Regions from separate parts of the Homo sapiens genome. Here region 2 is linked to region 1. A link is an interaction called in ENCODE POLR2A ChIA-PET data of the cell type or tissue named here. Cell type or tissue: A673. All regions are shown on one strand.

The links. ChIA-PET counts read pairs that join two places held together with the same protein. Peaks named below come from ENCODE experiments on the same cell type or tissue, not always from the same donor. Only the 100,000 strongest peaks of a DNase experiment are listed, where the experiment ranks them.
Region 2: POLR2A ChIA-PET joins it to region 1 with 7 read pairs; 1 of 35 experiments calls an interaction of 5 or more read pairs at or near these places.

Annotation. Positions count from the first base shown.
Region 1 is chr15:29,180,828-29,184,827 of GRCh38, reverse strand. All of the region lies in intron 4 of ENTREP2 (endosomal transmembrane epsin interactor 2), which reads left to right. Among named protein-coding and RNA genes, the nearest start is that of NSMCE3, 87 kb to the left of the region's middle. In A673, no CTCF peak of the experiment used is centred here; a DNase peak (open chromatin) is centred at 1,637; H3K27me3 peaks cover 338 bases.
Region 2 is chr15:29,102,314-29,106,313 of GRCh38, reverse strand. It overlaps APBA2 (amyloid beta precursor protein binding family A member 2), which reads right to left. Exons shown (of 15, transcript NM_001353788.2): 11 at 756-935. Among named protein-coding and RNA genes, the nearest start is that of NSMCE3, 170 kb to the left of the region's middle. In A673, CTCF peaks have their summits at 2,379 (motif pointing right) and 3,908 (motif pointing left); DNase peaks (open chromatin) are centred at 753, 2,353 and 3,903; H3K4me3 peaks cover 496 bases; H3K27ac peaks cover 694 bases.

The sequences.
Region 1 (4,000 bases):
TAGGCTCCATGTCCCATGGTCCCCAAAGTGAGAGGGGCCACAGGACAGGGCACTGGACAAAGGAGCAGAGCATCCATGGGAGACATAAAACCTACTAGTATTATTTTGCGCTGGTCCCGGGCTGGTTTCGCTGCATAGGCATCCTTTGGGAACTGGTTTATGCAGCCCTTTCAAATCCCATGAGCTGTCTTCTCCACCACCACCCCAACCGCAGTGAAGTCCATGAGGCGGACTTCATGATTTCCATGAGGAGATGGGAAAATGGAGGCCCCAGGATGTGCAGGGGCTGAGCTGCAGACTCAACTGGTGGTAGATCCAGATTTCCATCTTTAATGCCAGATCCATTGCTTCCTCCACTTCCAACCTGATCCGCTTAGTAGGAGACGGAGACTAGGTGGTGCCTGAAGAATCGCAGCAGAGCAGGGGACAGCCAATGGGTCATTTCCGTGCAAATGACCAGCGGTGCCCTCAGCAGGTCCTTGTTCTGTGCATCTCCTGGCACATCTGAAAGTTGAGCACTGCACCCTTAAAAAAGTTGTCAGTGGCTGGGTGCAGTGGCCCACACCTGTAATCCCAGCACTTTGGGAGGCCGAGGCCGGCGGATCGCTTGAGCTCAGGAGTTTCAGACGAGCCTGGCCAATATGGCAAAACCCCGTGTCTACTAAAAATACAAAAATTAGCTGGATGTGGTGGTGCGTGGCTGTAGTTCCAGCTACTCAGGAGGCTGAGGCAGGAGAATCACTTGAGCCTGAGAGGTTGAGGCTGCATGCAGTAAGCCAAGATGATGCCACTGCACTCCAGCCTGGGCAACAGAACAAGACTCTGTCTCAAAAAAAAAAGTTACTAGCTAGTTCAACGTGCAGAAAAGTATGAGAATAATATAATACCTTCCAGATTTATTCAATCTTACTATGTTTACAATATTTGCTTCTATTCTTTTTCTTTAAATAAGAAATATATTATCATACATTGTTGCAGACCCATCTGAGTCCCCTCCACTGCCACGGCTCTCTGTCCCTCCCTCTGTCTGAAATTAGAGATTGTCCAGAAGCAGCCACTATCCTGAGGCATCAGGGAATTTTTCATTCCCCTGCAGAGTTGTCTGCTTCACTGAAACTTTACATCAAAGTTGACGCATTTGGTACCGTAAGCCAGTTTCTATTCTCACCCCCATCAGGTTTGTGATACTGATCCATGTAGATAAGGGTTGCCTTAGTCATCTTCGTGGGGCTTCTGCATGGTCTTGCATTGAGCGAGTATTCCACAGGTTGCTTCTCCATCTCCTGTTCATGGACACTGGGTTGTTCCCAGTTTCTCATTATTCTAACAGTGCTAGAATGCGGAGTGATGTGCACTCGGCAGCGTGTGTGCACCTGCTGCATTTTCTCCAGCCTGCAGACTTGCTGGCTCACAGGGGAAGTGCATCTGCAGGACTTTAGTCACCGCACTCCACAGCGATGGCAGGGATCCCCGCTCTCCTGGCCAGTGGAAAAGGCAGCCTTGCTTCTCGATGTCCTCAGGCTTTCTGTGTGACTGATGGCTATTTGTTTTGATCTGCTAACTCCCTGGTTTTTTCTCTTTTCCTGCTGAGTTATTTGCTCTTTACTCTAAACGATTTCCCTTTGTCATAAAAGTCTTCTCACGATCAGTGACTCATCACTCAAAGTTGTTTTGGGCATCATTTGTGATAGAGAAGTTTTCAGTTTTAATGCAGGCAAATTCATTTCCTGGATGATGTGTCCTTTTAGTGTTGCATTTTAAGAACTATTTTTCCATCCCCAAGTGATAAAAATTTTCTGTATTTTCATGGAAGTTTTAAAACTTTGCCTCTCACACTGAGCTCAGTAATCCCCCTGGGGTTTAATTTTGTGTGTTGTGAGATACGGATCTAGTTGTATTTATTTTTGTGTATGGATAGTCATCAATTATTACAGCACCAATCTGTTTCTATATTTGAAGATGTCTATTTCTGAGGGCTCTTTTTTTTTATTGGTCTATGGCTTGTCTCTCTTGTTACCACATTACGGGAAATACTGGTTCTGTATTTGTCTTGTAGTTAATAGGGTAAATCCCCACTCTTCCCCTCTTTAGAACTGTCTTGGCCATTCTCATTCCTCCAAGAGAGATGGAGAGAGAGCTCTCTTCTCTCTCCCTTCTCTCTCTCTCTCTCTTTCTTTCTCATATATACACACACACCATCATTGTAACTGTATTGTATTTTTAGGTTAATCTGGGGAGAATTATCATTTTTGGTACAGCTTTTCATTTAGCCTTCTGTTTTTCAATAAAAATGTTACCATTTTTAATATACAGTCTCGATCAACTTACGTTAAATATATATTCCTAGGTGTCATATCATTTTGTCCTTATTGGAAAAGTAGGGAGTTTAAAATTTTTTTAGTTTGGCCGGGCGCAGTGGCCATGCCTGTAATCCCAGCACTTTCGGAGGCCGAGGCAGGCGGATCACGAGGTCAGGAGATCGAGACCATCCTGGCTAACACGGTGAAACCCCCGTCTCTACTAAAAATACAAAAAATTAGCCGGGTGCGGTGGCGGGCGCCTGTAGTCCCAGATACTTGGGAGGCTGAGGCAGGAGAATGGCATGAACCCAGGAGGCGGAGCTTGCAGTGAGCTGAGATAGCGCCACTGCAGTCTGGCCTGGGTGAAAAAGTGAGACTCCATCTCAAAAAAAAAAAAAAATTCTTTTTTTTACTTTAAATTTTTTATTCTCTAACAGTTTGCCTGTAGATTGTTTAGGACTTTTTATTTAGAGGGTTCCATCATCTGGGAATAACGACAGTTTTGTTTCTTCTTTTCCAGTCTTCACATTGATTCTTAATTTTTCCCATCTTCCTGCACTGGTTAGGACTTTCAACACAATGGAATGGAAGTTGAGCCAGTAGCCATCCTTGTCTTGTTCCCGATTTTAAAGGAAAGAGTTTAATAATTAAGAATAATGTTTGCTGAAAATTTCTAATACTAAATATTATTTGCCAGATGAAGGGAATCCCATTTTGTTACCAGTCTGCTAAGAGTTTGCCATGAGTTTTAAATTTTAGCAAATGCTGCATCTATTGAGATAAGTATATATGCATGTGTGTATTTGTATGTGTATATGTGTGTGTATATATGTATATACACATTCATACACATATAACTGTATTCTGTTAATATAGTGAATATACATGAAACTACATGAATATATATTCATGTAGAATGGATTTCTAATGTGGAACCGTTCTTGCATTTCTGGGATAAAACTTAGGCACAATATTTTCATATAATTATGAAAATCTACTTTGCTTTTCTTTTATTAAAGATTTTTCATCATTATTCATAAATTATATGAATCAAGCTTTCCCTTGTTCATACTGCAATTGCCTAATTTTATTTTATTTTTTAGTTTACACTAGCCTAGAAAGATGAGCTGGGAGGTGTTCCCCTCTTTTTCCCTCTGAAAACAAAGTTTGCAGAAGATTAAACTTACCTATTTCTTGAATTGAATGTTTGGTAAAAGTTACAAAATCACCAGGGCTTGGTAATTTCTTTTGCAGTCAGTAGATAGTTAAGTACTGATTCAGTGGATTATAGGTTACTTGGATTTCCTCCTTCTTCTTGAGACTATGTTAGAATGTTTTGCTTTTCTGGAATAAATTGTCCATTTTGTTTAGGTTTTCAAATTCATGTATATGCTATGCCTAGTTATGTCTTTTTTAATTTTTAATATTTTAATTTATTCCTTTTCTTTCTTTGTTAATCAGCCTCTGCCAGAGACTTGCCTATTTTTGTCAGTTTTTTTTCAAAGAACCAGCTTAATATTTATTGATCTTGTCATTGCTTTGTTTCTTATTTCATTAGTTTCTGCTCTCTTCTCCATTTTTTCCTTCCTTCCAAATTCCTTTTTCTTTTTCTCACTTCTCTCGATGTATGCTGTTACTAAATTCAGTCTTTCTTCCTCATATAAGCAGGCAAACTGCATACGCTAAGTTTTGATGTCTAG
Region 2 (4,000 bases), 79 kb after region 1:
CGTGCCCAACACTGACCTTCCCACCCCAAGCAGGGCTCCAGTGTCCTGGTTCCTGCTCCTTCCACACCCACAGAGGCCAGAGGAATGTTCTCAGGCTCCCATACCCATATCCTGCCCCCGGCCTTCACTCTTGTTGGAAAAGTCCTTCTACTTTTATTTCCTCTCAAAGGTCACTGTCTCAGAAACTGCCTGGAATGTCTTCAGCAAGAAACCAGGATCATGCATTCACCCATTCAACAAGCAGCAGAGACCATCCACTCATCCACAGCAGACACAATCATTCAGCCATTTAACAAACAGTCCAGGTATGGGCCATCCCCAGGGAATTTGCTCCTCTGCCCATAAGAACTTTCCAAAGTCCCCTGGGGGAAGCCACTGGGACCAGCTAAGGCCTCTGCTACTGGTGGCTTCCAGCCTCCTCTGCCAGAGCCCCCAGGCTCCCTTTAGAGATGCCACATGCTTTTCAGAAATATCTCCTGGGTGCTGAGTGCTGGTTGATGATAATAGCAGCATTAAAAGGCGCATTTTCGAGGTCATTAAAGCTGACTGTAATCAGCTTCTTTGTTACAAACACCTCATTTCACACCCAAGTGCTCAGCTGGAAGGCAGGAGCGAGGTGCACATTCCGGGCCCCACTGGAGTCTGATAGGAAGGCAAGGGTGTGCGTGAGGACCCCGGGAAGGCTCGCTCTGCAGGAGCTCAGGGAGCAGAAGCTGGCAAATGTGGCCTCCCTGAGGCTGGTGGGTGTGGCTTACCTCCTTGCAGTTCTCCGAGTTTGAGAAGTGGATGAGGTCGTCGTTGTACATCTCCTGGGTGTTGATGATGTCGCTGTATTCCTTCTGGCTCAAGTCTTCGGGGTTGATGCCATTGGCTCGCAGGAACTCCTGGTAGGCCACGCTGAAGGCCTGGCCGATAGACTGGGCGATGAGCTGGGCCTGTGCAGAGGGCAGGCCAGCTGGAGACAGGCACGTGGCACAGGCTCCCCGCAGCCTCCTCAGCAGGGGGCTGCGGCAGGGCTGGGTGCAGGATGCACCCATAAGCCTTCAAGGGAGCCCTTGCTCGGGCTTAGAAGAACAAGAAAGAAACTGGGGGCCCTCCCTCATCTGATGAAGGCTGTCTCCCACCAGCACTCCACCGTGAGCGAACCCCAGTGTTGCCCTGAACCCCAAAGGGTCTACTCCTGACTGTCCCTGCCTAAGCTGTGGCACGGCCCAGATGCTCCAGGTCAAAGCTGTTTCAAAGAAAGTCTGGGACAACAATGAATTATTTACTACATGTCATATTTTTGTTGCTTTTTTTTTCTTTCGAGATGAGGTCTGGCTCTGTTGCCCAGACTGGAGTGGGAATGTAGGTGAGCACAACCACATCCAGCTAATTAAAAAAAGTTTTCTTGTAGAGATAGGGGTCTTGCCATATTGCCCAGGCTGGTCTCAAACTCCTGGACATAAGTGATCCTCCTGCCTTGGCCTCCCAAACTGTTGGCATTGCAGGTGTGAGCCACTGCACCTGACCCCATCTGTATTTCCTTTCCACTCATCTGATGCCGAAAATGGACTTTCAGTGTGTTTTCCGGGAGCATCGTGCTGCTAGTTGTCTACCCCGCATGTATTTATCGGTAGCAACAGAACCCAGTGCCCACTGGAGGCAGAGGGTGTGCCTGGCTGCTCTTCTAGGGATGTGTGGCTGTGCCAGGCCAGGCCTGCAAGACATGAGACCTGGGACTCCACACAGGCCCCATGAAGCACGTCACTTCTTTCTACTTCCGCTGAGCTGCTTCAGTGGACATCACCGACTCTGACATGGCAAAGGCCTGGACACTGAAACAGCACTCAGGGCCTGGCCGGCCGCCTGCTGGTGCGCAGACAGGAGACAGTGGGAGGTGAGGGCTGTACTGAGCTCCCGGAGCTCGCCAAGCAGGCTGGCAGCTGTGCAGCCCTGGGAGCGCGGCGGGGCTCTTGGCGGCCTTGGTGACGCCTCAGCCCACAGCGGGGCCTCCCGCCAGGCTCTGGGCTGTGTGAGCCCTCCTTATGCGCTGTCCTGCTCCTCACGTGCCTCCCCAACTGCCCTCAAGGGGGTCCTGCACGGGCGCCCCCAGCAAACTCCTACTCAACAGGATCCCAAAACAGGTGAAAACAAGGGCTTTGGCCTCAATTCCCTTCCCACTCTCCACGTGGCAGGATGTAAGAGCAGCAGATGAATGTATGCATTGGGAAAGACAAGCTGGGCCGGATTAGAAGCGCGCAGCAGGCGGCCTGCCCTCCAGCAGGCGTGGAACTGCCCTCCCTGACGGGCCCTAAGCCGTTTCCAGGACTTGCCGGTTCCCACGCCCAGCATCTCTGCCGCGCGCACAGACCCAGCTGGAGGCGCGACGCCCGGGGACCGCCAGATGGCGCCGCCGGGCTGGCCTGCGGAGTTGGCGAGCTGATGGGGCTCGGCAGGAGGGCCGGGGGCAGCGCCCGCGCAGGAGAGGGTCGGGCCTTTGGGAAGAGCGGAGGGCGGCCCCCAGGCCTCTGCTTCTGTCTCCGCCTGACGAGGCCACCTGGCTGGGAAGGACGGCCTGAGAGCCCTGGAGCCCCGGAGGCCCGGCTCCACCACCCACGGCCCTCGGACTCCACTTGGGCTCCCTCGGGCCACCGCCATTCTTCCTCCCCTTGGACGACATCCTCCGCCCCCGCGGAAGCTCCAAGCCCGGGGAGCCGGCTCCGCGGGGCTGCGCCTCCTTCCGGTGTCATCTGGGCCGCTGGTGTGCCGCCAGCCGCCGCCTCCCCGTCACTCCACGCCGGGTACCGGCTGCCTCCTGGGAGGTGTGGGGTTCAGGGGGCTCTCTCTGCGGCTGGCGCTTCAGAGAAGGGGTCGCCCTGCCGGCCCCAACTCGCAGCCAAGCCTGTGGGCGTTCACTGCTGTGAGTCCAGGAGCCCAGCCCAGGCCCCACCTCAGGGCTCAAGCGGCCTCCTGCAAGTGGGCTGTGGGCAGAGCCTGCAGGCGCTGGAGAGGTGGGGAAGAGGAGGCTGCTGTTGCTGGCAGGACCACCCTGCGGCCTCATCTACCCAATACGGCATACCCTGGCTTTAACCCTCCGCATCGGCTGCACCTGGGGGCTCTCAGTGCCCCTTGGAAACTCTCACCAGCTGACTGCCACCCTTCGCCACCGGGCCTGCTCCTGGCCTCATTCCGCCAGTACCTGTGGCCCATCCCCAAGCCAGGTCTCTCACACATCCTCGGCCCTCAGTCACACAGAAATACCCATCCAGGTTTCGAAGGGTCTCCGTGTAGCGGTGGAAGGAATGTGTGAGTGCGCTGTTGAAATGCTCTCTCCCTCCTGTAAATCTGCCATTGCGCCGAAGCACTTCAAGTGGACCCAAGTTCTTAGGAAGAAGATGACTGCGCCAGCCAAAGGTTTGAACCCTGTCTTCAGTTTCCATGCTGTATGTCAGGATCATGACAATATGGGGACCCTTCCCTATTGCCCAGGTCCCTGAGACAGCCTCAAGTCCTTATGTGAAAAAGAACGCCCTGGCCAACTGCCCCTGAAGGATAGATTTTTTTTTTTTTTTGAGACGGAGTTTCACTCTTGTCACCCAGGCTGGAGTGCAATGGCACGATCTCAGCTCACTGCAATCTCCGCCTCCCAGGTTCAAGCAATTCTCCTGCCTCAGCCTCCCACGTAGCTGGGATTACAGGCACGCACCACCAAGCTTGGCTAATTTTTTTGTATCTTTAGTAGAGACTAGGGTTTCGCAATGTTGGCCAGGCTGGTTTTGAACTCCTGACCTCAGGTGATCCACGCACCTCAGCCTCCCAAAAGTGTTGGGATTACAGGCATGAACTACCGTGCCCAGCCATAGATCATATTTTAAAATTTCACTCTGGCAACAGCCACAAAACTGGCTCACCAGCAGCGCCCCCTGCTGGTCTGTGAGTAAGATCAGCCTCCAGGAAGGACAGTTCCTCTCTGAGCTCCCCTCTTGGCCCTGCTGCTCCTTCCTCAGCCCCTCTGTCC